2 separate regions of the Homo sapiens genome follow, and region 1 is linked to region 2. Evidence: chromatin loops called from intact Hi-C (ENCODE). Cell type or tissue: endothelial cell of umbilical vein. All regions are shown on one strand. Links, peaks and the distances in the headings refer to the core of each region. The heading gives the core; the rest is flanking DNA.

The links. A loop is a pair of places that touch in the nucleus more often than their neighbours do. Peaks named below come from ENCODE experiments on the same cell type or tissue, not always from the same donor. Only the 100,000 strongest peaks of a DNase experiment are listed, where the experiment ranks them.
Region 1: a loop joins it to region 2, with 4 times the contacts of the local background. A loop is called at or near these places in 2 of 110 quality-filtered maps.

Annotation. Positions count from the first base shown.
Region 1 is chr4:110,527,735-110,543,257 of GRCh38, reverse strand. It overlaps ENPEP (glutamyl aminopeptidase), which reads right to left. Exons shown (of 20, transcript NM_001977.4): 11 at 11,981-12,060; 12 at 371-507; 13 at 188-243. Among named protein-coding and RNA genes, the nearest start is that of ENPEP, 59 kb to the right of the region's middle. In endothelial cell of umbilical vein, for the core only: no CTCF peak of the experiment used is centred there; a DNase peak (open chromatin) is centred at 9,157; H3K27ac peaks cover 2,325 bases.
Region 2 is chr4:110,618,559-110,632,700 of GRCh38, reverse strand. It overlaps PITX2 (paired like homeodomain 2), which reads left to right and starts at 9,624. Exons shown (of 3, transcript NM_000325.6): 1 at 9,624-10,445; 2 at 11,332-11,537; 3 at 14,013-14,142. The coding sequence starts at 10,241. RefSeq lists enhancers at 1-384, 5,751-6,252, 11,016-11,668, 12,323-12,974, 12,975-13,628 and 2 more and a silencer at 9,564-9,653. In endothelial cell of umbilical vein, for the core only: no CTCF peak of the experiment used is centred there; a DNase peak (open chromatin) is centred at 9,480; H3K4me3 peaks cover 914 bases; H3K27me3 peaks cover 7,286 bases.

The DNA.
Region 1 (15,523 bases), core at 4,410-12,409, 88 kb after region 2:
GTATTTTGACTATTAGGCTCATGTGAACTTTTGAAAAGAGAGTTAAGGAAAACAATAATGTTTTAAATAGTGGCTTTGGATATTTTAAGCTAAAATTGATTAATACTGCAATGTTTAATTCATTTTTAAAAGATTTATGAGAAAACCCACAGTATTTTAAGTAATTTAGTCTCATTCTAAAACGCACCTTGCCAAGGCAAAAGCATCATCAATAAGACTTGCACGATCTGCTGAAGAAAATGTCTGGGAAGAGGGAGAAAGAGAGATAAAAACACAATTCTTAAGGCAAAGCATGTTGAAAAAAATTAATATCATTAAGATGCTGTTCTTAGAACAAAAATAAAAGTTTCCAACCATTGCTATCTCTTACCTTGTGGTTCAAGGAGAGCGCTGTAGCTATCGAGTCCCAAGTTGCTACTTCATAATTTACACGATAAAACCCAATATGATCTGGGTTTATTTTGAGAAAAGCATTTCCACTAGGATTAGAGGAGTTCAAAGTGATTCCTGTAGTAGTAAATAAACACTAATGAGCAACATGTTTGCATGCACTGTCAACACAGAGAAATTAGACCCAGAGGGCAAAAAGAAAATAAAAGAAAAGAAATATTAGCTCAAGGAGGCAGGTTTGATTTGGATCCAAAACCCAAAGCCTAATTTTTACTTAGTTGTCTAACTTTAGAATACCACTATAATGAGTGAGCTAAAAAAGAAATAAGTAATATAAATAATTATACTGTAATTTATGATGGATAGTTTTTACTGGCAGAAGCTTGTCAAATGGGCGAAATAATTTCGTGCTGGTCAATCCATCAATAAAAGAAAACAGTGCCTCGAGACAGAGAAGTCCATGCCTTCAGGGGTAGTCCATAGATCCCTAATCATAATGGATTGATTACACAAACAATATTCACCAGGGCAGCCTGGGGAGGGGATACAAATGTAAATACTCAAAATAATACTTTGTTTATTAAAATCAACATTGAAGTTGATGGAAATGGCTATCACTAAGCAGGATAATACATTGATAATCAGCAACACTTTTAAAATGTTACTGTATCAAGAAGACCTGCAATAGAATTGAGATCTGAATGAAACGTTCTTGATTTTGTAATCGACTTCACACTTGTTCTTCCAATTTATTTATCTTTGTAAAGCCGTCTACTTCCTATTTCAGTTGGTTACAACAATACTTTTCCATCAATGGATTTATCAAATTAGCATTCTTTCTAAAACAACATCCATATATATGTGAGGCTCTATTGTATAGATTTTAGAAGCCCAAGGCTGAAGGAGCAGAGACTTATGTTTTAGGTAAAAGATATGTACTTAAAATAATAGCTATGCTTTGATATAACCATGTTCGTTAGCGTTACTCCTATATTTTTCAGTTCATACATCATACACTCTTTTGTTTACATGAACAATATACAATTTAAATAATGGTATAGGAACATAGTATAGTTGAGAAGTTTCAAATATTTTAAGGTACCAACAATGTAGGTTGTGATATTGAAAAATAGGAGATGATGCTGGAAATAAAAGCCTGGCCTCCAGTATGAAGAGCCACATGCCATGTTAAGAATCCATCTTATGAGAGGGGAAAAGAGTTTTAAGCAGAAAAATAGCATGCTCAAGTCTATTTTCTGGAAAGATTTCAATAGTGGTATGGGAGATATTTTGGAGGCGATTCTAGCGACAAGAAGACTAATTTAGAGTCCACTGTAGTCATGTAGGGCAATAGAGGATGAGGGCTTACACTAATGTGGAGATGATGAAACTAGAAAGAAGTTGATGCATTCAAGAGACTTATCACAGGTAAAATCAATAAAATCCTTTTTCTGACTTGATGTGGACAGTCAGAGGAGGGGAAAATGGATTGCACAACTGGATGAATAATGGTGCTGCCAGTAGAGAATAGAGGAAGGTGAGTCAGTTTGGGAGGAAATATGATTTAAATTTTGGAAGTGTTTGCAAGGTCTGGAAGATATCCAGGACACAGTAGTTTTTCATAATATATGAGTAACCTCTCCAACAAGACAATAAGTTTCTTTAGGAACTTTCGGAGTAGGTAATTGATAAATTATAAACCCTTACCTCACTCATGTAGAATTTCTCTTTCTTTGTCATCCTCCCATGGACAAGTTGTTGAAAGGAAGCTAATCTTTTGGCATCTGTACATTTTGAATGTTTGTATCAGAAGGAGAGTTTCTTGCTAAGCATAAAGCCATATGTTACAGGAGAAAGAGCATGAACTTTTGAGTCTCACAGACCTAGGATAAAAACCTTGCTCTGTGACTTACTAGCTGTGTGACCTTGGCCAGATCACTTGACCCCTCTGTGTCCCAGTTCACCCCAAGGAAGACAGGGACAAAAATCCCTCACAGGGCTGTTGTGAAGATTAAATAAGATAACATAGGTAAAGTGTTGGTCACATAGTTATGTGCTACGTATCCAACAGATGGTAGCTATCCCCATTATAATGAAAGGGGATATGCTGCCAGTTCTATAAATAGCGAAGCAAATATAAATAACGTTGAGAAGTTCCTGGCAATCCATCTAAATACTGCCATATTTTAGTGTGCTTTATATGTACCTAGTTAAGCCTGTCTAGAGTTACTGTGATTTTTCTCACTTTATAGATGAGGAAGCTGAGATCCAGGAAGTCAGTAGTTAAGGACTTTCCAAGTTCATGCTACTTTTGGAACAGTTGTCAATAGCAAAATACTGTTCAGTTGTTTAGTTACATAATGAGTAGAACTAAAATACTCTAGTAAGATTAAAATACAGGACTAATATACTGTATGTTTCCTTCTGTTACTCCATTTACTATTTTTTTTCTGATTATAACAATAGTATGTATTCTTTATGGAGCACTTGGAAAATGCAAAAAAGTATAAAGAAGAATATAAAAATTACCCACCACAGTTAACATGTTTTTTACCTGTTGTGTGTGTGTGTGTATCTTCTATATGCACACATGCACAAACACACAACAAATATAATGGGACCCTACTGTTTTTATGATTAGCAATCCTTTTTCATTTGAAATTATATTTTAAACACCTTGCAATTTCATTTTATATATTTGGAAATCTAAGTTTAATGGACATATCATGCTGTATCAACTTAAAAATTGTTTTATTCTGTTTCTTATTAGTTCTATCTATGCCAAAAAGTATTGAATGAGTTATTTCTGAGTAGGAGCTCTTTCTAGAAAATTCTTACTTTTTTCTTTTATTATTTGCCTAGATGATAGAGAAAAGCGATAATTACCTTTTCAAAATTTCATCGAGAGCCTCTTTAATTTCAACCCTGATAGATTTCAGTAACAGAGCACAGGTAACAGTTCTTTAATGTTACTATCTATTATAAATAATTATAAAAAATTTTAGACAAGTAGACAGCTTATGATAGCCTGAGATTCCTAGAGAAAAAAACATTTTTCTTAGGTGATGATATGAATGCTGTGTTGCACTAATCCTTTAAGTGAATTATTTTTCAATGTAAAATTACAGAGTTTACCTCTTATTAAATTTTGTGTATCATTTGATAGTAAAAGAGCTGAGGCCGGGCACGGTGACTCACACTTGTAATCCCAGCACTTTGGGAGGCCAAGATAGGAGGACTGCTTGAGACCAGTTTGAGACCAGCCTGGTCAACATAGCAAGACCCCCATCTCAATTTATTTAAGAAAGCAAAAAAAACAACTGAAAGACACGAGTAATGCTTTTTAACTAATGACATGCAAAATATATTTGAAGAGCTAAAAGTTTCAAGTAGAATGCATTATTAGACTTTGGGGTCATAGAAGAAAATTTTAATTTCTGAAACTAAAGCTAACATGATCCATAATAAAATGGATTGGTTATCCATTTATGGTAATGCTTTCAACAAATTACCCATTCAAGAAAGTATTAGTCATTGTTTTAGTAATAATTACAGGGTCCATTCTAAATCTCAGCAAGTGGCCTAGAGAATCTGCCTGTAAAGAAAGGTGTACAAGCATACCTTACTTTATTGCGCTAGAGAGAAGTCACTTTATTGCACTTTGCAGATACTGCATTTTTTACAAATTGAAGGTTTGTAGCAAAGCCAGTCTATCAGCACCATTTTTCGAACAACATGTGCTCACTTCATGTCTCTAGGTTACATTTTGATCATTCTTGCAATATTTCAAACTTTTTCATTATTATTATATCTGTTAGGGTGATCTGTGATCAGAGATTTTTGATTTTACTATTGCAATTGTTTTGGGGAGCCACGAACCACACCCATATAGGTGAGAACTTAATCGGTAAGTGTTGTGTGTGTTATGACTGCTCCACCAGCTGGCCATTCCCCTGTCTCTCTTTTTATCTTTCTCTTTCTCTCTCTCTCTCTCTCTTTCTCTCTCCTTCCCCTTGGGACTCCCTATTCTTTTAGACACAGCCATATCGATATTAGCCCAATCAATCATTCTTCAATGGCCTCAAGTGTTCAGATGAAAGTAAGAGTTAAACATCTCTCACTTTAAATTAAAATATAGAAATGATTAAGCTTAGTAAGGTAAGTATGTCAAAAGCTGAGACAGGCTGAAAGCCAGGCCTCTTGTACCACACAGTTAGCCAAGTTCTAAACATAAAGAAAAAGTCCTTGAAGGAAATTAAAAGTCCTACTCCAGTGAACACATGAATGATAAGAAAGAGAAACATCTGTATTGCTGATATGGAGAAAGTTCTAGCTCTCCGGATAGATGGCCAAACTAACCACAACATTCCCTTAATCCAAAGCCTAATCCAGAGAAGGACCCTAACTCTCTTCAATTCTGTGAAGCCTGAGAGAGGTGAGGAAGCTACAGAAGAAAAGCTGGAAGCTAGCAAAGGTTGGTTCTTGAGGTTTAAGGAAAGAAGCCATCTCCAAACATAAAAGTTCAAGGTGAAGCAGCAAGTGTTGATATAGAAGTTAAAGCAAGTTAATAAGAAGATCTAACTAAGATCATTTTTGAAGGCAGCTACACTAAAAAACATTTTCAGTGTAGATGAAACAGCTTTATATTAGAAGAAGATGCCATCAAGGACTTTCACAGCTAGAGAGAAGTCAATGCCTGGCTTTAAATCTTCAAAGGACAGGTTGACTCTCTCATTAGGGGTGGATGCAGCTGGTAACTTTAAATTAAAGCCAATACTCATTTACCATTCCAAAAATCCTAAGGCCCTTAAGAATTATGCTAAATCTACTCTGCATGTGCTCTATAAATGGAACAACAAAGCCTGGGTGACGGCACGTCTGTTAATAGAATGGTTTACTGAATATTTTATGCCCATTGTTGAGACCTGCTGCTCACCAAAAAAGATTCCTTTCAAAATAGTACTGCTTATTGACAGTGTGCCTGGTCATCCATGAGCTCTTATGGAAATGTACAAGCAGATTAATGTTTTCACAGCTGCTAACACAGTATCTATTCTGAAGCCCATGGATCAAGGAATGACTTTCAAGTCTTGTTATTTAAGAAATACATTTTGTAAGGTGATAGCTGTCATAGATAATGATTCCTTTGATGGATCTGGACAAGGTACATTAGAAACCTTCTGGAAAGCATTCACCATTCTAGAAGCCATTAAGAACATTCATGATTCATAAGAGGAGGTCAAAATATCAACATTAACAGGAGTTTGGAAGAAATTGATTGCAACCGTCAGGAATGACTTTGAGGTGTTCAAGACCTATATGGAGGATGTAACTGCAGAGTGGTGAAAATAGCAAGAGAGCTAGAATTAGAAGTGAACCCTGAAGATGTATCTGAATTGTTGCTATCTCATGATAAAACTTGAATAGGTGAGGAGTTGCTTCTTATGGGTGAGCAAAGAAAGCGGTTTCTTGAGATGGAATCTACTCCTGGTGAAGATGCTGTGAGCATCTTGAAATGACAAAAAAGGATTAAAAATATTCCATAAACTTAATTGAGAAAGCAGCACCAGGGTTTTGGAGAAGTTCTACTGTGGGTAAAATTCTATTAAACAGCATCGCATGCTTCAAAGAAACCTTTTGTGAAAGGAAGGGTCAATTAATGCACCAAACTTCAGTGTTGTCTTATTTTAAGAAATTGCCACAGCCACCCAAGTCTTTAGCAACCACCACCCTAATTAGCTAGCAGCCATCAACACTGAGGCAAGACCCTTTATCAGTAAAAAAGATTACAACTCGCTGAAGACTTAGATGATTGTTAGCATTTTTAGCAATAAATTATTTTAGTTAACATATATACTTTTTTACACATAAGGCAATTGCACACTTAGTAGACTGCAGTATAGTGTAAACATCACTTGTATATGCACTGGGAAACCAAAAAACTCATGGACTCACTTAATTGTGATATTTGCTTTATTGCGTGGCTTGGCACCAAAACTGCAGTATCTCTCAGGTATGCCTGTGGCTTTAATATGTAACATGCAATGAATAGGAAACTGGAAAAATGCAACCCAATTATCATGAGGAAAGATTACAATTAGCAATAATTTTGGTAGTTGAAAAAAAATAACTGCAAAGGAGAGTTGGGTAGTGAAGATCTGTCAATGTGTCTCCAGTGTGCCCATGGAAGTAGGTGCCAAATTGAGCTGGAACATGTGTTTCAGGCTATTTGACAGGTCTGGTCCTACAGAAAACAGTGTATGTGACAGAGACCTACTAGTTGTTTACCACACAGTTCCCTTTTCTTCCTGGGTACAGAATTGGACTATGTTAGCCTTCCTTGCAGGACATGATTTGAGAACTGGCTATAAAATGTGGGCAGAAGTAATAGATGCACTTCTAGGCCTGATTCCTTCATTATCTTCCCCTGTCTTTGAGCTAGATGCAAAAGAACCAGTGAGGGATTCCAAGATGCAGGGGATGGTAAAGCCATAAGAAGGAAGAAGACAGGATTTCCAAGTCATTATTTGGTGGAGAGCCACCTAGGAAAGATGACAGTCAGGAATATCTCCTTTAGACTGTTGCATGAACAAGAAACTTTTATTGCACCAAACCACTATTGATTGTTTCTAAAGTGCAATAATTAGACTCACCTGGCTAATGCAATATATCACACTATCACAATTTAAAGACATCTGTAAAATAATTAATCTACCTTAACTCTTCCTTAATTCTTTTTTTTTTTTTTTTTTTTTTTTTTGAGACAGAGTTTCACTCTTGTTGCCCAAGTTGGAGTGCAATGGTGCAATCTCGGCTCACTACAACCTCCGCCTCCCGGGTTCAAGCAATTCTCCTGCTTCAGCCTCCCGAGTAGCTGGCATTACAGGCAGCTATGTATAAAAAAGTATATATGTTAACTAAAATAATTTATTACTAAAAATGCTAACAATCATCTGAGCCTTCAGCCAGTTGTAATCTTTTTTACTGATAGAGGGTCTTGCCTCAGTGTTGATGGCTATGCCTGGCTAACTTTGTATTTTTTCAGTAGAGACGGTGTTTCTCTATGTTGGTCAGGCTGGTCTCGAACTCCCGACCTCAGGCGATCCACCTGCCTTGGCCTCCCAAAGTGTTGGGATTACAGGCGTGAGCCACCGCGCCCAGCCCTTTAATTCTTACTAAGTAACTTGCTTCCTGGAAAGAGATACCTAATTAGGTGACATGAGTATTCAGATTCACTAACTAGTATATTTTAACTGTGTAAATTAACAAGTTAGCATTCTTAGTTAATCTCTTGTATGTTTGGTTTAGATAAGTAGATCTTCCAAGACTTGGTTGACTAGGGCTGAACTGACAAATTGAGTTTCTAAACCAGCAAAACTGAACCCATAATCATCCAATCAAAGCTTGCACATTCCATGAGGCTTAGCTTGAAAAAATGAAGAAAGTGCTTCCCTCTTTGTCATCAAATACAAAAATACATGCCCATCATTATTTTGGTATTAAATATTTATGTATAATTATCACAGATGTTTAGTAAATCTATTTCTATAGAAACTGACTGGACAGTCTGGATAGTCCAAACCATCCAGAGGACACCCTCAAATCTGGAAGTAAGAGTTGCAAAAACAGCTATTGTAGAGTCCGCACCACCTCCTAGAACTTAGACCCAGCCCAGATCCTATGCACTTAGAAATGTCTCTTTTAAAATATTATGTTTTAGCAAGATTGGTTACCTGACACCATATAACAACCTTCAATCCTTCTAAATGTTAGAAAGCAGTAAATTAAATGCAAACAGGTGGTATGCTACTAAATGTGGATGCATTAACAATAGCCAAAATAGCAGCTGATACTAAAAGATGGAGACATAACTAAAATATATGCAGTTAACCTCTAAAAGTACAGCATTCTGGGGCAAACAACCCTTCATTAAACTAGGACTTTCTGAACTCAGAATGTACGTAGCACCTTGTTGATAATAGGGTGGACAGGAGACAAGAAATATGTGTAGTTTGTGTCATCAAGAAGCTTATAATTTAGTTGAGAAAAAAAAAAGAGAGGCCAGGCGCGGTGGCTCATGCCTATAATCCCAGCACTTTGGGAGGCTGAGGCAGGTAGATCACCTGAGGTCTGGAGTTCAAGACCAGCCTGGCCAACATTGTGAAACCCCATCCTTACTAAAAATACAAAAAAATATCCAGCTGAGGTGGCAGGCACCTGTAATCCCAGCTACATGGGAGGCTGAGGCAGGAGAATCACTTGAACCCAGGGGGCGGACGTTGCAATGAGCTGAGATCGCTCCACTGCACTCCGGCCTGGGCAACAAGAACAAAACTCTGTCCCAAAAAAAAAAAAAAAAAAAAGAAACAACGAAAAGAGAGAACATATGAAGCTTAATAACAATGATTTTGTTTAAAATATAAAGTAATAATACTAGGAATAAGGGCTGATGAAAGTGACAGGATAAAATATACTATATTTTATGACAGGAGATGATGACAGGAGAGATTATTCAGGGTAACTGGAGTAGCCAGAAAATGTTTTATAATAGAGGTTCTCTTCTTTCATTAGAAATTATGAGTTTAGTTGTTGTTTTAACGCCTAAAATAGCACATACAATAGAAATGTAAATAAAAGACCTTGGGGAGAGTCCCACTATTGCCTGAAGAATTTCTAACTAATGAATCATCAAAGAAACCAAGAGGAGGGAGGTAGGACTGGTAACATGAGCTGGTTGCCCATTTAGTACACTCAGGACATGTTCGTCATCCGTGCTCTAAGCTGAGAGCTGAAGATGTCCTTAAACAGGAAACAGGAACTTATTGTACAGCCTAAAAATGGAGCAGACACTTTGAAGTAGAAAAAGACCTCTAGTTTGCTTCTGGCTCAGTGACCAGACATGATTCTGAAGTTTCAGATAAAGGCAGATTTGTCATCAAAGCTCTGTAACTATCAGCCTCTTCATTTATTTGTTTATTCATTCATTTATTCAATAAACAATTATTAGATGCCTGCTGTAGATCCAGAACAACAATAACAAATAAGCTCCATTTCCTCTAAGAATATTCTGTGGGGAGGGGAGACATAGATAGGTCAATAGTTAGAACAAAAAAATGTGTGAAATGTATTGACAAAGGGATACGAAGGAGTGTGAGAACTCCCTGCTCTTTCACTTTCACAGTCATGCTTCTGTCCAGAGCACACGTCTCCTCTACATTCAATTTTTATCACCCATTTATACTCTATCCTTAGCCTCTGAACTCTCAGCCTAGATATTTTTTAGGAATGCTTCCTGAACCCCCAAACCTGGGCTGATGCTTCTATGAGTGCTTTTGGTGATCTGCATTGCCACAGAGGCACTTAGGACACAGCATTATGTCTGCCTGCAAACCCATCCCTAGACAACCATCTACACAAGGGTTAGGATTGCTTTTTTTTTTTTTTTTTGCTCCAGCACTGCCCCCATTCTTATCTCTGTGTTTTGCACATAAGCAATACGTGCTTGAAAGAATTAATCTAGTAATTAAGGATTAAATTTATTATTCCAAATATTCTAAGGAGTACATAACACATATTAGAACAATGTCTATTGTGAACTCTTGAAATGCATTTTACAAAGCACTTGAGTAAGCTTTAGTTATCTGGAAAATTCACTTGTATGGAAACTTCATTCCATGAAAGTGCTGGGTGAATTGTACTAGGGTAGATGAATTATTCACGCTTTCAAACTTGTAAACAGTAAATCAAACAGCTGCCGAGATATTCTTCCAATCCTCAATTAACTATGGTGACCAATGGGGAAAATATTTAGTAATAGTTAAACCAAATCCACTGAAAACCTTCCAGTGGAATTCTAACGTTCTTATTATGTCTTTTACCAGTGCTGTTACACATTGTTGAAAATGTCTTTTTTTTTTCTGTCTTCTCCCTTTTCCTCTGGCAAGTGTACTTATGAATAAGAAAATGGTCAGAAGACCACAAAAGATAGAGCCTCGCATTGAAACACAGCATAAAATACTAAAACAAAGTGGCATTGATCTGGGAATTCTGCAAAAATTTAGAATTTTTTTTGATCACGATATTACAATAATTATTAACATAAATAAGCAAGAGAGAGTTTTGTTGTAATAGCAATCCCTGTGCAGAAGGGCTTCAGAAGGATTTCACCTCTATAATGACAAAGCTGGTAGTTTGTAGTAATAGTAAAAAAAAATCACAAAAACTGTTAACAATAAACGTTTTTTTTTAAAAGGCCCAAAGGTGGAAAAAACATGCTGGATCCACAGAAAAACTTATACACAAATGTTTATAGCAGCATTATTCATAACAGACAAAAGGTGGAAATGATCCAAATATCTATCAACTGATAAATGGATAAACAAATGGTGGTATATCCATATAATGGGATATGATTTGGCAATAAAAAGGAATGAAGTAGAGTTACATGCTATATCATGGATGAGCCTTGAAATCGTTATGCTAATTGAAAAGTCACAAAATACTGCATATACACTTTTATTTATGTGAAATGACCAGAAGAGACAAATCTATAGAGGTAGGGAATACATTAGTGGTTGCTTAGGGCTGGGCATATGGGAGGCTGCAGGCATGACAGCTAAAGGGTATGGGGTTTCTAAAACTGACTGTGGTGATGATTACACATCTGTGAATACACTAAAAAACACTGGATTGTACACTTTAAATAGGTGAATTTTATGGTATGTGAATTATATCTCAGTAAAGCTGTTCTTAAAAGGCAATCTACTGGAAACAGAGTAAAAATTTATTGGCCAGGAGAAATCATACCTCATTAATATTTTAAAATATTTTACATGAGCAACTAGGCATATGTAAATAAAGAATGAGTGATCTACTTTTATCTTCAAGAAGACACAAGTGAAAGTCCATACCAAATACTATTCTAAATCAAGTCCTCATGAAATGGGGCAAAGATGAGTCTGGTTTGTCTTAGAAAAGAAATAGTTTTGAAACACCAAAACAAATACAATGGAAAAAATATAAAAAGAAGGATTCTTTCCAAGATTGCAGCTAAAGCTTGCCTTATCTATTATTTTTTTCATCAATCTGGAATTTCGTGAGAAGGTTTACTTGTTTTTATACAACTCTAACATTTTTCAAGTAAGGAAAAAATAAATCAGTGCAGATAGAACACAAATATATTTCCAAAAAATGGTCTAATTTAATGGGAGCATTAAAAAAATCCTCAGGCTTGTCATATAACAGTTAAAGAAATTCAATGGCTTATCTGATAAAAGAAAAAACAAAAAGGAAGGAAGGAAGGAAGGAAACTTACACATTGATCTTCCAATTGTTGGGCATGCGACCCTTCTCCTTTGGATATGGGTATTTATGATAAATCAGTCAGTCAAGATAAATCATTGAAAAGAATATCTCAAGGTATAACAGTTCTGATTGTAGATGAAGATTTGGAATCATCAATAAATTATTTAAGAGATCACTTAGCTGAAGTTTACATAAGTTCCAGCTTTACTGTTGCATCTTTATACTTATATTAGTTTAATGTGGTACATCAATTCAAAGAAGAAATAAATCAATTAATAATATTTACCTTCTTTTTCTGACCTATTAAATAACACACTGCTTGTTATATTATCTTCAGTCCATTTAACTGGGATATTCCATGTATAACTAAAATTTTTTTAAAAAGAAAAATTTAACTTTTATTACTAAAAGATAAAATTTCAAGAGTAAAAATCACTAAAAAGCAATAGACAAGTATATTTTTCTTTTAAATGATTATCTAGTCCATACTACACAATTAATGTAGTTAATACAACATTTTAGTGATGAAGATAAGCTGTGTAACTGTTCTCAATTTCTATAAATCTATAAAATTTAGAAATTGCATCAAAAATTAGCTAAGCATGAAAAAGATTATTTCAATAACATGCTTTGGCATTTTAGAATAAAGATATTGCATAAATTACACAAATATAATACATCTTATTATAATATTGAACATTCACACACATACTTGCACACAGTCTAATATGCTACCATTTCCATCAAGGAACACAAAACATTTTTAGAAATTAGAAGACAAATAGTAAACTCTGTGAAGGAAATAACACATTTTAGAAATTATGCTGAAAGTCTACCACCACCATCATCCCCTAAAGCCTCTCATACCCTCCCCTAAATATCCCCTATTTAGAACTAGAACTGAAGTGCTCAAGGGAAGAATCATCAGGTAAGCATGTTTCAGGAGTTTTCAGTGCTTCTCTTTAGCTACTTAGTATTTTCCTGCAGAGTGGGTAGGTGGGAGTTAACTTTGTATTTTGATATATACACTTAACAGTTTTGTCTTGAAATCTCATTTTTTTTGGTTTGTTCTTATATCATCTCATATCAGAAAATGCAGATCTGGAGAGAAGGTGAATCTACGTACCATTGGCTGGTTTAGGTTTCAACTCAAAGTTGGTTTATCTGTCAACATTCAATTCCCTAACAGAGAATTAGGGTTAACATTTCACCTTTTCAAGATATAACAAAATGTATGTCATTCAAGGAGAATATATTTTTGCTATATACCTGAAAGAAGTAATCCCTTGTTTTATAACTATTGAAGTGTTTTACAGGATTGAGTTTTTTTAAAATCAGCTCCTTTGGAGCATTTTACTGCAGTGGAATGTTTTTGGCTATACGTTTCATAAAACCAACACATAAATTGCTTCTTGGGCCTTATAGTGGACACTGTCAGTGCTTCCTCCTTATCTCCTTAGACCCCTTTCTCTCTTTTTTTTTCTTTTTAGACGGAGTTTCATTCTTGTTGCCCAGGCTGGAGTGCAATGGCACGGACTCGGCTCACTGCAACCTCCGCCTACCAGGTTCAAGTGATTCTCCTGCCTAAGCCTCCCAAGTAGCTGGGATTACAGGCACCTGCCACCACACCCAACCAATTTTTTTGTATTTTTAGTAGAGACGGGGTTTCACTATGTTGGCCAGGTTGGTCTCGAACTCCTGACCTCAGGTGATCCACCTGCCTCGGCCTCCCAAAGTGCTGGGATTACAGGCATAAGCCACTGTGCCCGGCCCCCTTTGTCATTTTTGTACACCTTGGATACCAGTGTGCTTTCCCTGCCTACAATCAATACCTGGGTCTCTCTGACAGAGGACTGCCTTCCAGCTACCTGAGCAAGGAAAGCCAGAAGTTCCTGGGAATTTACGTCCTTCTGGATGTGGCCCTTAACAGTGAGTGACAGGTGTGAGAATGCTTCCTGCCCCATCCATCAGGAGCACTCTGAAGTATGATCTGCACTGGCTCCAGGACTTTCCTGCAGGACTAAGTCAAAGTTACTCTCTTCAGGACCTGCTTCATACAGCACCTTTGCTGGGCTTCCTTTCCTTCTCTATCCCACTGCCTGCTCCCCCACTGATCTTTCCTGGAAACACTTTCTAACAAGTCACTTTCACACACATGATCATTTCGGGGTCTGCTTCTAGGGACACCAAACTAAGAGCCCTTGCAGCTTCTCAGAAGACCGACAAAGAACATTCCTAAGATGCCACATCTTACCTATATACCTCACTTGCACTGGTCTGCTGAATTGGTGCTGCCATGTAAACTCACATTTTATGCTTCCTCTTCTTTCCCCAATGCCAATCTGACTGAAACAACAGAGCAGGCAGCGTCTGGATGACCTAGGCCCACAGTTAAGGTTTCCTATTTTGACTATCCTCTCTAAAACATGGCCTCTGGGACTACACCAGGCCTCAAAAGGGCAGAAGCTGTTCTCCTAATCTCATGTACAAAAATACTGCTCTGAGGTCTTTAAGAGTATCATAAGATAAAAATGATAGAAAGTTGAGGCTATACAATTTTATAGTTTTAGAATCACATGATCTAATGTAATCTAAGCTGAGTAAAATCACAGACTTGAGAGTATAAAATGTGAAGAAATGGAAATTACATAAATGAAACGATTGAGTTTTCTACATATTGGCTAACATTCAGGAGTATCAGGATTCATTTTTATAGACATAGTTCTTCACTATCTAACCATGTAAGAGGTTCTAGCAGTATGAAATATGGCCACTCTAATTTTCTCTAAGGAAACTGACTTTGATTGCACCAAGCTGACACACTTACTCCCATTCCCTCTGCCTGTTTACATGGAGTGGACTATCAAAGGCACATATGCTTTCCTGAGAGAGACATCCCGGGATGGAGATGTGAAACTGGCTCATTTCTAAGAGATGGTTGAGGACATGGTGTTAAAGCAATAACTTATACATGGGTGAGCCATTTGAATTATAAAAAGGTTCTAGTCAGTAAGAATTCCCTAATCTTGGATTATTTAAACAGTGAGAAAATATTTATAGAAGATCATTGAACTCACAGTACAACTTAACTGGCCACACTGTCTACCAAACAGGAACACATCTGAACAGAAAGTAGATGGAAGTTAGGATTGGAAAAAAAGCTAATTCCTTTATGGGTGCATGAAGGCATTTATTATGATCAAATTCTTCTTTTAAACAAAGAAGAATCCTTTTGCTATAATGGTTCTTTCTTATTTGTTCAGGAGCTACTACGGATTTTTAACAAACTTTCTCAACAGAGAAGAACCTCTTTTCTAAGTCTCTTTTCCTATGCATATATGACTTCTTAAAAAATAAAAATAGAATGAACATATTAACTTTATGATAAGCCATCACAAAAAAATTCATGCAACTAAGAATATAAATAAAATGAAAATAGTATCTGAAGGTGGAAACTGAAGACAAATATTAAAGACAGTATAAATGTGAATACAGTTCTATGTTCTAAGTCTTGGTGAATAAAATTTTAAAATTTACTGTTACAAAAATTGATTTTATACCGTGATGATATATTTAGTTCACTTGGCAGTAAAATTGTTTGGTTTGTGTGAAGAGAAATTCATAACCAACAAGCAGCTTGTAAAAATCCAACCCCATTAATTAAAAAAACTCCTTAGTTTAAATTGTTGACTGTCTTTGGCTTAAATTGTTGACTGTCTTTGGCTTAACAAATTAATGGATACATATGAGAGGAAGTAACAGTTACTGGGAAATTTTCCCAGTGTAAGTTTATTTCTCAAGAGAGAAATACTTTTTAAATTTTAATATC
Region 2 (14,142 bases), core at 6,143-14,142:
CGGGGAGGCGCAGAAAGAGTACGCCATCCTGCCCCGGGTTGCCAGAGGGTCCGGGGGACGGGGATGCCGTCAGCTCTTTCCTCTAACTGGGTCTTTGCTCTTTGTCCCTCTTTCTCCTCCGGCCTGCCTCGCCCCTCCCCCTCCTCCCGTCCCCGGCTCCTTTCGGCCGCGGTCCGGGACGCCTCTCTCCGCACGTGGGGCGGGCGCGCGCGTGGCCCAGGCGTGCAGCCGGCGGCCGTTGAATGTCTCTTCTCCAAAGACTCCGAAATCAAAAAGGTCGAGTTCACGGACTCTCCTGAGAGCCGAAAAGAGGCAGCCAGCAGCAAGTTCTTCCCGCGGCAGCATCCTGGCGCCAATGGTAAGGCCGGGAGGGAAGCGCAGGCCGCGCGCTGGGCACCCGCCTCCGGGACTCTGGGCCTCGGGCGAAGCGCAAGAAGGCGAGGCCGCCAGACCTGACGCGCCTGCTGCTTGAACTTAGACACTCCGCCTCTGGGTGGGACGGGAAGCAGCCGTCCCAGGGACGTTAATTCCTTTCCCCAAATTATACTGCACTCCTGAGACCCAACACCTCTCTCTCCCTCTCGCTCGCTCCCTGTGGTCTGATCCCCTGCGCACGCTCCAGCAAACCTCGGCGTCTAGGCTGGCGTGGAAAAGTGGTCCAACAGCGACCTCTGTCGCTCGTTATATCCCGCTGCGCGCAGCACCACCAGGGCCCACTCAGTCACTCAGGCTCTCAGCCACGCCCCACCCAGACTTGTGGGTGCGCGGTTCATCGCGGGAGGCAAGCAAGGGAAACTTGAGTTGGCGAAGGTTTGCTTTGGCTGGTTGGGGGAGGGGCGGGGGGCCGACAACATCCCTGAAGAGCTGGAGGGCAGCCACTGTGCTTAGCAGCCCAGGGTAGAATGGAGGTTTGCCCCTGTCGACGCGAACCTGCCTGAAGTACTGGTTGCCAGGCCTTGGGTTTTGGCGATGTCGTTGCTTGATTGGCTGGTTTCACTCTGGAGGAATCGAGGGACATTGCCAGAGGAGGTCTACAGGCTTATGTAAAAAGTTAAAAAGTCTCCAACCTACGCCACAGGCCTTTCCTGAATTGAAACTTGTTCTATGGGGCGGAGGGGGGGGTGTAAGGGATGGAGGAGGGAAGATGCCTTTCTTTTCAAATACATGGAAAAAAACCCCTCAAATTTACTGTTCCTCTATTTTCCTGGCTCCGTAGTAAATAAGTGCCTAGCCTTAGGAGGCTATTGACCTTTGATAATGTGAGCAGATAAAGCCCCCCCCCCCCCACAGCCCTCGGCCCCTAACCCCCTCTTTCCGGATTAAAGTGTAAGAATACAAATGTAATATGGGATGGAGGGGGGCGATTTGGGACCCCGGTCAAAAAAACAAACCGTATTACTAAGAAGAAAACAAAGGTCTTGCATTGGAGTTTCCCCGTGAATCTGAGAGAAAATGATCATTTGTTGAAATGAAGCGTCTAAAGCGATCCAGTGCTTCACGCCCGGACACTGCACTACACCGCCAGTCGCCCTGCTGGGCCAGTTAAACGCTCACTTGTCCGGGATTAACCCCATGGGGTTAAATGGGGGCAATGCAGAGATAACGTCGCGTGATTTCTGTCATTTAGATTGTGTTAAATTCTTCTTCTGTTTGATAATCGGTAGTAAAAATAAATTATTAGACCGTAGTATGTTTGGGATATGGTTAAAAATCAAGAGCAGCGATGACTTCTGGGGAGAATGCTTTGCGCGGGCTCAGCCCTGGCTCCGGCCAGACTAGAGGAGCTCCCCAATCTCGCTTCGCGCGGGGCGGGCTCGCAGTCGCCAAGCCGAGGCTGACATTTCTTATTGTGCTGGGAGCCAGAGAGACGCAAAATGTCTCCTTCCCCCAGTCCCTACCCCAGGTTTCCTAGACATGGGGAATGCATTCTGAGGACAGGTGGAGAAGCCTACGGTAGGATGGGGTCCTCGTAGGTGAGCAGGAAACGGCTAAGAGCAGAGGAGTTCTGCTTGCGCCAGTCACAAGCCGCGCAGGCGCCCCTGGTCGTTCGCTTTTGATAACTAGCACATAAAGAACTAGAAATAATGAATGATTGCTTTCTTAACCATTACTTTCAGGCCCGCATTGTTTTAGTGCACGTGAAAGGCTCTTCCCCTACACTCAATATGTCTTTTTCTACTTTTTGACCGAAAAGAAAAATTGCTGCCTAAACACGTTTAATGCCATTAATTAAGAAAAGGCATGTAATGGGAAGAAATGCTGAAAATCTTGATTTAATTGGCTTTTAAGGAACTAGTAGACGACAAAAAAAAATCACACGAGTGGGCAAAGCTATAGCACTGCTGAAGGATAGAGCACCTATCCTTCCCTGATTTTAAGTTAACTTATGGAATATCCAAAGTCCTGGCCACAGCCTGCTTGTAAAACAAAAGGATTTATTTCTTGTGTTTTTTTAAAGTTTTTCTTTGCTTTTAAAGAGAAAAAAAGTTCACAATGACATATGACTTCTTCAAAAGGCCGTGATAGTCTATTACGCTACCCTCTCCGCCTCTGCCCCCAACGCCGCCCAAAAATACCATGTCCTCGTTAAAGACTAAACGTTCTGTATAGGCAGAGTCCACCTCTAAGCAGTCCAGGCTCTGCCTTCCTTCCCTAGTGAGTCCCATTCTCCTTGGTATCCATTGGGCGGATGCCCAGCCTGGATAGAACCCCGAAACGGGGGTAGCACGAGAGCGACTGGAGACCCCTAAAAGCCAGAGGTTTGAGAGAGGGTGGACGCAGCTAGCAGAAGATGGTGTAGAAGCCAGCTGAGAACGACCCCCTAGAGCAAAGAGACCTTTCTTTGGCTTTTCTTGCTTTGGGGGTCCTGAAAGGAACTCATAAAATGGTCTTCACCCTCAGGAGGAGGACGGACTGACCCTCCTCTGTCACTGGCTTAAAAAGTTTCAGGGCGGCGGCTCTGGGTTCCGTGCTGAAATCGGACTGCACTGCAGCCCCTTTGGACCTGACGCCTGGCTTTGCGTCCCGACAAGGGGCGGGTACTTCCCCCGGCCTCCCCCAGGAACGCATTAATTGTTAAATAGCTTTGGCCCAGTGGATGGGCTGAAAGTGTTCGACCCAAGTCGCTGGTGTGCACAGACTTCCTCCCTCTGGGAGGTGGGCTCCATGGCCCGTTGTGGCACCCCCAGCCGCGACACACACCTTCACACGCGGCAGCAGCTCGGTCCCAACCTTCTTCGAAGGACCTGGGTTAACCCTGGCGGCCTTGGCGGCCGCAGACCCCTCTCCGCCGCCCCGCCCCCGCGCCTCTCATTCAATCAGCGAATGTTTGCGGAGCATATACTACGTGGACTCCTAATGTACCCCCTGAAAGCAAATAATACAGTTTTCCTCGCCGTCATGAAGGGATTTTAATCCTAACATGGACACCAGCGAGATCAGCCCAGACCGTCTCTAGCAAAACGCAAAATGGTGGTGCGTGGGGTGGTGACCAAGGTCCTGAGCCTTGTCAGAAAGAAGGGGATGTGTAGAGAAAGGTGGAGAACTCTAGCTGTGGCTAGCGCGGAAGGGACAGGTGCTTGCCGAAGGGGGCATGAGGCTTGAGGAAAAAGCAACGAAATAGGGGTAAGGAGAGTTTTCCATTTTCTTTCCTCCGCCCGACCTCCGCCATCCCATTCTCCCCTCCCCTCCCCCACCCCCCGCGCCAATCAAATCTGCAGCTCACTTGAAAGGTGCCCCGCCGCGTTGTGGTTTTTCACCCCCAGGGGAAATTGTACCAGTTGTCCGAAAGTAGTCAGTCCCTGCGGATCCCTGCCCGCAAAAGTGGTCTTCACAGGTCGCGTTCCTCGCTGCTGACTCGGTACACAAAGTTTCTTAAGGCTGGTTCGGCTGTTATTCCTCACCGCCCGCTGCTAATATATGCAGCAGTTGTTAGAGCGGCTCGGGGGAAAAGGAAATGTATAACGAAAGCTTATTCGTGAGCAGGAATATACTAATGGAACAATCTGATGTCTTCTTAATCCTATGTAAAAAGCTTTGTCGTCTTCCTAATATTGACTGAATGGGTAATTAATGGCTCTTCATCTAGGCGAATACCCTGTAATCCAAGATAGGCAAAAGACAACAAGCCCAAGGTAGAAGACAAAAGGCCCAACTGCAGCGGCGTTTGCCCGCCTCCTACCCCCCAGGGTCTCTGACTAGGAAAGTTTTCTCTCAGAGGAGAAAAAGGCAGGAGTGGGAGAATATATACCTATCATTTCGGGGCTAGACTTCACCGCAGCACCTGACCACCCAGCTCAGTTTTCTGTTACTCTGTCTTTCCACCTCCAGTCCTTCTCCCTGCATTTTTTTTTCTTCTTAACTCCTCTAGGATGACCTCCTACCACCACCGCCATTATGGTCCTAATAACCTTTCCCCCTAAACCCCACATCTTTCACTTCAGCAACCAATGAGGCTGTTTTCTGATCCAGGAGGAGATTCTTTTCTTTTAGAACCCAATGCGTAGAGTCTTTGAGAACTAAAGTAGTTGGTAGGGGAGGAAGAAATTAATAGAAAGGGAGAGAGCATACAGAATTGTGTGTGTATGTTAAAGAGCGACCAGGAATGACAGAGTCAACTTCTTTGTGAGGATCTGACGGGAAGAGTGTCCAAGACTCTACCAGCATGTTTTTAACAGGCTGACATTTTAATTTAAACCTTTAGAAGTAATATATTACTTGGGTTACTACAATGAGGTGGGTTCCTTTTTTTTTGTCAGCTGACAGCTTTTAAAATATTATTTCGCTAGGGAAATAAAAGCTTCATCTCAGATTATAGGTGGGTATTTTTGGATTTAGGTGATTTATGGTCACCATGACAACTAATGCTGAATGTTAGCTACCAGCATGTCTGGGAGAGAGAAAACAGAAAGAAGGGAGAGCAAAAGAAATAGAAAAGGGAGATGGACATAAGCTGGAGAGGGAAGAAAAGAGAAAAAGAGGAAGACAGATGAGTGTTTAATCCAACTGTTGTTTAAAAAAGTGGCGGGGGGGTGGGACTTCATTTAGCCCCTTGCCACTTCCTTCTTTCCTGACCTGGATATCTATGCTCAATTTCATATTCCACCCTTCCTTCCCCTTCTCCAAACACATGTGCTATACCATTCTCCTTATTTTACTTAGTTCGGCAAGTAGTTGCTTTCTGGAGACTCAGTGACACCTAGGAAAACTGTGGCAGTAACATGCAAATGTGAGGAAGCATTAACAGCATGTTCGTTGAGTGATTTTAGCAAATGCCCCCTCCTCTAATCTCTTTCTCTTCTCTTCCCCAGGCCACTGTGAGGTGGTAACTCCCACTGCCATCTGAACACTGTTCCCCCAGGTAGTTACCCCAAATCTCAAATGGTTGAGCAGCTAGAGCTGTGGGTTGGAAAAATGGGTACCATTTGCAGGGACCCAGAGAGGGTGGCTGTTGCTCAATATATCTACAGACTTCCAATTCAGAAAATAATCTTCCCCTTTTGACAAGCCAGAGCTTTTTAAATTCCATTTAGGAAATGGGGAAAAGGACAGCTACAGTGAAGCTTTTAATTTCTGGGTTATTTGGTTCCATAGCTATGAGGGGTGGTGGGTAGTGGACTGTTTTCAGCTTGGTTTGTATGCAGAGAAAAGCCAGATATTGGAGGGGGTGGGGCACTTCTCGGGCAGGATGCAAGGTCTCCATCTGACCTCTGCGCCTTACCAGGAGCTCACACACTCACGCCCATCACGTGGCTCCAAGCTGAGTCCAGGCGGGCCTCGTCCTTGAGCTAGCTTGGGCAGGGCAGGACTCCCACCCGTCTAAGGCCTAACAGCTCAGGGAGATGTCTAATTAAGCCATCTTCTGGGTGAACTCTGAAGACAGACTCTTTCCAAAAGTCAGAGATCACTTGGTTGAGTCCCAGGCCAGATTGATACGGAGAGTTTGGCGGCACAGCCCAACCGCTCACTGCCATGGCCAGAGGGACTTTGCACAACTAACACTGAAGAGTGTGAAATTAAATAAGACTTTAAGACTGGTAATCGGTGGCAAATACCAGCACAAAACACGGCTGACCCCATGTCACACATTTCCCTCCTCTAGGGTCTTTCTTTGAAAGAATAAGCAAGAAACCCCAATCGAGACAACCCCTGATGTCTCCCAGACTCAAAACCTCACGCCGGCACTGGGCTTTCCTTCTTTGCCCCACGTGAGCCATGCAGCACCTCTAGTTTCCCTACCAGGATCCCACCAATGTTCTCCGTATTGGAAATTTCTGTGTTAGAGGCTGAACTCATAGTAATTTCTAAAACCAATTAAGAAGAACTTAGCCAGAGGTCACAGTAATGCTGGAATCACAAAATGCATAAGATTTATTTTCTTCTGGCCCCTTTCTCATCCATGCTGCCTATGCCTGTGCACCCACAAGTCTTATGTACATTAAATCTCCAAAATCAACCACCACCATGCCACAGAGTTTTCACTGGACAGTGTTTCTTAGTTCCCACCACATACCTCCTTTTCCCCATGCAGACTTATCATGTTGGTGTCCTGCCACACAGGGGGCCTGAGAAGAATGTCACCCAATCGCCGCTGCTGTGAGTGTGTAAAGTGATTAGGAGATTAGGAGAATGTTGAAACTCCTGCTGGAAAAATGCAAAGAAAATCCTCACTTTGAGTCAGTTGTTTACAGAGCCAGTGTGTGTGTGCGTGTGTGTGTCTGTAATATAAAATGGATGTGAATATATATATACAAATAGATATGGTTTTGCTTTTACTTTAATCTGAATTATCTAGATAATTGTCTTTATTCACCACTTGACTTCAATGGGTCCACACAAATTAGGACACCTTATCTTTTTAGGCATCTAGGCTGCTGCTGATCCCCAGTGCTTCCAACATCTCGCACACGTTGGCACTATGAGGAGCAGTCACGTGCCCTTGGGTTTTTCAACCACTTTGGAGGCTGATTGAGGTCCTTCATACATGTATATTTGTCGTGATGAAAGTTCCATCGGTAGAGTGGAGCCACCAGAGCTTTTATCAAAATTCTGTGGGTTTATGAGAGATGGGTTTAGAAATCTATATGGCTCTGTGGGGCTTCTCGGCTTTCTAAAATAAGGCATTAACACCCAAGCTTCCAAAAATATTTGCAGCTCTGGGGTTTGAATCTTGAAAAACAAGGAGTGAGGGGCTGTGTATACTAACTACAGTGGAGATTTTTTTCATTCTTTAATGTGATGGAGTCCCTTCATGAAATGAAGCTTTAAGGGGCATGGTATTGTGGGGACCACAGCTATTCTGAGGTTTAAAAGAAGAAACTGGAATATGATTAGTAAACACATTCAGCAGAAAAGAGCTGGATTCTTATTGACTTAGTTATAGGTCATCGGCTGGCAGTGCAATGGGAGGAAATATTTACTTTACACATATACTTTATGATCTTGGGGGAATTAGAGGAAATTCAATAAGAAAACGGCTAGAAACATTTAAAACCCTTATTTAAAAGACTTAAGCAAATTAGAGTCTTATCAGATTAAAAACCACTACAAATGTAAGAGCATTGTCTTCAGTGAAACGCTGTGGGGTCTGAGAAGGAGATTCTCCGCCAAATCTCCGGGATAAAATGCGTCATTTAAGCACCAGATAATGAGCAGAATGTAAATTAATTTAACCTTCTTTACCAACAGGCTGCTAGTGTAATGTGTATAATTTAGTGATAAGATTGCAGGACCTAATATAGCTGGATGTATGAGCCTCAGCTAATGCAGACCTGTCACATGAGGATGTGTTTTACTCTGAGCAGGTGTCTGTATGTGTGGAATGGGGTAAAGTGGAATAAAAGGTTAAAAGCAGAAATGCTGATTTAAAGCTTACTATGAAGAAATTCCTCCCTTGCAGCTAAATTATTCTTAAAGTGGGATGATACTGGTGAAGAAAGACTGAAAAACAATTCTCATGTGCGTCTTTGGACTGCAAGTTTAAAATGGGGAGGAGTTGCAGATAGGGTTTGGGGGTGGTCAGGGCAAAGGAGAGACACATAAGTTGCAAATATATTTGTAGTCTGCTTCATCCACTTTGTTCCACATCGAATAAGTTTCCCAATCTTGTGAACAAGGACAAGGAGGGAGTGTTTTAAAGATACTTCATGCTGGCATTGCAAATCATTGACTGTAATGTCAAACAAATACACATTCAGAGATGATAACACTAACTCCATAGTAAAACAATCGCCCATGCAGAAACCCAGAGGAGATTAGTTTGTCCTCTCCAGCTGACCTATGCTGGGGGACAAAAGGACTTTCAAAAATTATTTTGAATATGTTTGGATTTCTTTCTTTAATTTCTTTGGAAATTAAATTTGCTTGGAAACAGTGCTATAAAGAGTTGATGTCTCCAAAGGTGATTTTTTTTGTTTTATATAAATAAGGTTTTGCTTTTGCTAGTTGAGCGCAGTTCTAGGCTTTTCGCCCTTAGCTCACACACACCCCTTCTGCCTGCTTGGACTTTAATGGCTCAAGACAGCCTTGAGCTCACTGGGAAAAGAAAATGACTGTTAAAAATTATCCTTGAAATTGGTTATTTGGCAACATTCTTAATTGTATGGAAATTCATTAAGGCATATTTCATATATAATTAGCTCAAGGTTGTTGATTCTACAGGCTTTATGGATTTAAATCTGATTGATAATAAAGTAAACAAGAGAGTCGAATTTAAAGCGTGGCTCTCTCGGGTTAGGACGAGCTTAATACAGTGTACAAGGAATTTGAAAGATCTAGGATATGTGTCTTAATCAACGTTAAGTAGAATGGATAAGCTTTCAGCATTTTGAAAACGCTGGGTTAGGGTTTCTCTTCTATTGTGTGTTTTCTGTCTGGGGACTAATAAGCATCACAGAGAACGTGATCTGAGGCGACTTTTTATTCTTGTATAAATCCAGAGTGAACCACCAAACAGTTGTTCGTTTAAAGTCAAGGTAATTTTCTTTTGACGGGTCCATTTGCTTCTCGATTTCTAATTTATTAGCCTGCCTTTTCAGGGCTCTGTCTTCTTTGCAATTAAAGCTTCTTCAGATTAGCGCAGCATTCACTTGACAGGCTGTTTGGAAAATTTAAGATCGGAGAGGTGATTTGTTGCTGTTTTTCAAATTTTCTAGTTTTAAGTAACGTGTCTCCTTTTTATATGGGGTGGGGGATTGGAAATGGATGTAGTGAGACACAAAGAGTGGGTGTCTTGTTGATCCTTGTACCTTTCTCTTCTTGACCATTCCACTCTCTTCTCCCAAGCCTTCGACTCCTAGCCTCATCTCTTCACCTTTGGGTTCGTACTAAAAGCCGGATCGCCTTGGGCTGGGCAGGAGCTGAATTCCCGGGAGCTTGCCTGTGTAGACCCAGTGCGCACGGCGAGGCAGTAGCCCGGCCCCGCACTGCTGATAGGTGCAGGCAGGACAGTCCCTCCACCGCGGCTCGGGGCGTCCTGATTGGTGCGGAGCCACGTCAGTCGCACCCGGAGAAGGGTCTGGGAGGAGGCGGAGGCGGAGAGGGCTGGGGAGGGCCGCGGCGGAGTGACGTCTCGGCACCAGGAAGCCCGCCTCTGGTTTTAAGATGTTAGGCCAACAGGGAAGCGCGGAGCCGCAGATCTGGTCCGTCGCTCGCCTGGGTGCCTGGAGCTGAGCTGCGGCAAGGCCCGGCTCCTGTTCGACCGCCCGAGGGGTGTGCGTGTGCGCGTTGCGGAGGGTGCGCTCAGAGGGCCGCGTCGTGGCTGCAGCGGCTGCTGCCGCCGCAGGGGATCTAATATCACCTACCTGTCCCTGTCACTCTTGACACTTCTCTGTCAGGGCTGCCGCGTGGGGGGGGGGCGGGCAGAGCGCGGTCGGCGTTAGCTTTCCTTATTGGAGGGGTTCTTGGGGGAGGGAGGGAGAGAAGAAGGGGGTCTTTGCCCACTCTTGTTTCGCTTTGGAGCTTGGAAGCCTGCTCCCTAAAGACGCTCTGAGTGGTGCCCTTCTGCCCACATCCCATGTCTTCGTTTGCCCGCTGACTTTCCGTCTCCGGACTTTTTCGCTTGAGCCTTCCGGAGGAGACGGGGGCAGCTTGGCTTGAGAACTCGGCGGGGGTTGCGTCCCCTGGCTCTCCCCGCAGCGGGGAAACTCCGCGCCTAGAGCGCGACCCGGAGCGGGCAGCGGCGGCTACGGGGGCTCGGCGGGGCAGTAGCCAAGGACTAGTAGAGCGTCGCGCTCCCTCGTCCATGAACTGCATGAAAGGCCCGCTTCACTTGGAGCACCGAGCAGCGGGGACCAAGCTGTCGGCCGTCTCCTCATCTTCCTGTCACCATCCCCAGCCGTTAGCCATGGCTTCGGTTCTGGCTCCCGGTCAGCCCCGGTCGCTGGACTCCTCCAAGCACAGGCTGGAGGTGCACACCATCTCCGACACCTCCAGCCCGGAGGCCGCAGGTAAGGCGCCGCGCCGCCCTGCAGACATTCCCGCTCAGCTGCTCTGCGCCACCCGCTCCCTCTCGCCCCAAGGAAGTCAGCCCCTCCGGGGGGAGGCGTGGTGGGAGTGGTCGTTCGCCTGGCTCCCCGCAGAACTTCCGGGAGCCGGAATTTTGACTACCCCGCATCCCTTTAGTTCTCCCTCGACCGGCCCGGCTCCTGGGGCGCTAAGGGCGCGAGCAATTCTGCCGCCCTCTCTATTCGTACCCTGGCCTCCCTTCTGTTTCCTGGGTCACAAAAATCCCAGCATCTTGATTCGAGGACCTTCAGAGGCCGCCGACCTCTGTCCCTGTTTTCCTCTCGGCTTTCAGCTCCCGAGGAGCTCCACTCGTTAGGAAATTGCCTGAAACCACTCAGAAATGCCCTTCGCGAAGAGGCATTTTTTTTTTTTTTTTGGGAAAGGGCCGGCGAACTTCGGTGCCCAACCGAATCCCCACATCTTTTCCTAGCCTTCCCAAACCGCATGGAAATCTGAGCTTTCTGCGAGGGGGAGGGGGGTCTGTAAACCACGCGCGTGTGCGCGTCCCAGGAGATTTGGTGTGTCTGCGCAGAGGTGTATAAATATACTTGAAAGCACAGGCTATAAAAGTGAATGTGCCGCTGCAGTGAGATAAACATGTAAATAAAACGTGCGGCGCTGGGGGAGGGGAGGAAATGGGGCGCGGACACCCACACTTGCGCCTGCACACCCCACAGGCGCAGCGCTCCTCGCGGCCCGGAGCCGCCGCGCGCACCCTCCTCCGGCGCCAGGCAGCCCAGCTCTTCCACGGCTTCTGCCGCCGGTCCAGTTGGCGTCCGCGTTGCAGGTGGGCATGCTGACGGGAAAGTGTGTGTGTTTCGTTTTCAGAGAAAGATAAAAGCCAGCAGGGGAAGAATGAGGACGTGGGCGCCGAGGACCCGTCTAAGAAGAAGCGGCAAAGGCGGCAGCGGACTCACTTTACCAGCCAGCAGCTCCAGGAGCTGGAGGCCACTTTCCAGAGGAACCGCTACCCGGACATGTCCACACGCGAAGAAATCGCTGTGTGGACCAACCTTACGGAAGCCCGAGTCCGGGTAGGAGCCAGCACGGAGTCTGGGAGGGATGGGGGGAGGATGTTGTGGAGGTACAGGCCAAGTAGACCAGGAGAGAATGTGGAAGGCAGCGCCGCCTGGGAGGGCGCCGGTGGGGCGCAGCTTTGCAAAGGCAGAAGGCCTCGCGGCGGCCTGGTTGCGAGATTACAGTTCCCTCTCCGAGGCCGACAGGACTGCCGCCCTGGCTCAGGCTCCCAGAGCGGCACCGGCTCACTGCCCCGCCATCCCGCGATCTCACGAGCTGGGCTGCATGGGCAATCCCCTGCACAGGACATTGTGTTCCTGGCTTGCAGTTGCCAGAGCAGAGCTAATAAAATCCCTACCAGGCCAAGAGCCGCGAACAGGCTCCAACCTGTGAGCCTTTAACAAGGAAAACCCGCCAGAGACACGGAAGAGTTGGCCCTCCCTGGGAAACCTTTGTCCCGGCCCTGGCCCAGCTTTTTCCCTCCTGGGCTCGCGCTTCTTACACCTTCTTTACGGTTGTTTCGGCCATTCAGGTCTCTCCCACACACCCTATTTCCTAGTTTTGTGATCTCCGGGAGCAAAGTTTTAATACACAACTACTAGTCCTCTTAGAAGGAGAAAGAAAAAAAGAAGAAAGACTTTTCTGCTTGGTTTATTTATCTTCTCTCAGGAGTTGAACTCTGGAAATTGAAACTCACACCCCCTCTTCTAAATTATAATCATAGTTTTGTAAAAAGGGCTTACCTTAACTTTGTAGCAAATCTGTACTTTATGGATTGGCAAAAATGAGCTCAAATAAATAACCCAATAGCAACGTCCTGGTTTATGCTGGTCGGTGGAAGATTCCAAATTTGTTAGGATTCTGGAAGCAGAAAACAGAATCAAGCAAATCAAGCGGCATCCAGAGGCTTTGCTGTTAAAAAAAAAAAATTAAGTGCTCTGGGTAGAAAAAATAAAGCCCCCGGTTAGAGCAGAGCAAACAAAAAGAAGAAAACAACGATAAAAAGAATAAAGACCAAAATGCTCTCCCAAATCAGAGGGAATGAAGACACTCTCTGGGTGGCATTTGTGCAAGGCATGAGGCTATGCTGGTGGATAAAAGGCCGGGAAGAAGTTGAAAATGGTTTTAGTTTAACTGTCCAGAGCCAGAGCTGGGTCCTGGGCGGCGTGGTTTTGAGCAAGGTCAGTCTTTCATTAGCTCTCTTGCACATCAAGGGAACGGGCCTCTCACGTACTCTTCTCGCCTGAGCAAAGTTTAGATGGCCTAGGGTAGAAATGGCAAGTAATTAAAGACAGAGTCTATGGGTTTTCTGGGATCCTTCGAAAACGCCCTCCCACCCCGCCCGCTATTCCGCAGCTCCACCCTAGTGCTTTGTAGCCGCGGCGCTGGGCTCTCCTTGCAGCTGCCTCTCCTTCCAGGGCGGCTGCTTGTCGAGCCAAGTGGGAGTGAGGCGTGCTTTTTATAGCAGTCGGGTGCAAAGAGGAAGGGGGATAAAAAGGAAATCAAGAATGAAAGGAAAAAGAGAAAAAGCGGATTACACGGCTGGGCCCGGCGGAGATGTGTAATGTGAAACATCACTGGTGTCAGCTCGGATATCTCAGGCCAGGCCTCTCTCCAATACACAAAAGCCGCCGTCTGGGGCGACAGGGAGGCCCGATGTGGATTGGGATCGGGGTTGCGGCTGGGCCACCGGACACGGGTGGAAGCCGGCCGGCCTGGGTGGCCGCCTGCAAAGCCAAACGACCCGGCTGGGCCTGGCGCGCGGACAGGCCTGTGGTGGGCTTAGGGTAAAGAAGAGGCAGAGCGAAAGAAGGGGGAATCTCCAAAACTACCCTTTCCGGGTTCCCGGAGTTTAATATGCCAAGCTCCTGGAGTTAACGAGCTGACGAAGAGGTGGTCTTTTGCTCTTTATTTGGTTGTTTTGCTAGGCGAGAAAGAGTGTTGGCGGCCTAGTCCCTGTTAAGGGAGCACGTACCAGGGGGTGGGGGACGACAGTGGAGGTCAGGGAAGGAAGGGAGGAATTGCGTGGGAGAAAGAGCGATCCTCTAGTGCCCTTCCAGCCCCTTCTCCTCATCCGTGGGTCTGTGGCTTTGGAATGGAAGCAAGTTTGCAAGGTGCCCCGGGAAGGGTTGGAAAAGCCTGCTGCCCCGCGTTTGTTTTACATTAAGTGTTTTTGGACCTGGAGAAACGCCTGGCTGAGTGATCAAACCGTCCGCAGGTCTCCATGCGTTCGGCTGAGGTTTGTGGCGTAGCTCCGAGTCCCAGCTCGCAGGCCAGAGCAGACCAGGTCTCCTGCGCTTGGTGGAGACCCGGGCCAGTAACTGAAAGCTGGCCCTGGTATCTTGGTGTGCAGGGCGGTGCAGTGAAGCGAGGCCAGGGTGTGTGAGTGCGCTAGCGTGTGTGTCGGGGGAAGGCGGGGGTTGGCCTCCGATGGAAGTTTTAGTAATCTGCACTGTGGCATCTGTTTGCTCCCTTGCCCCAACCGCCCCCAGGTTTGGTTCAAGAATCGTCGGGCCAAATGGAGAAAGAGGGAGCGCAACCAGCAGGCCGAGCTATGCAAGAATGGCTTCGGGCCGCAGTTCAATGGGCTCATGCAGCCCTACGACGACATGTACCCAGGCT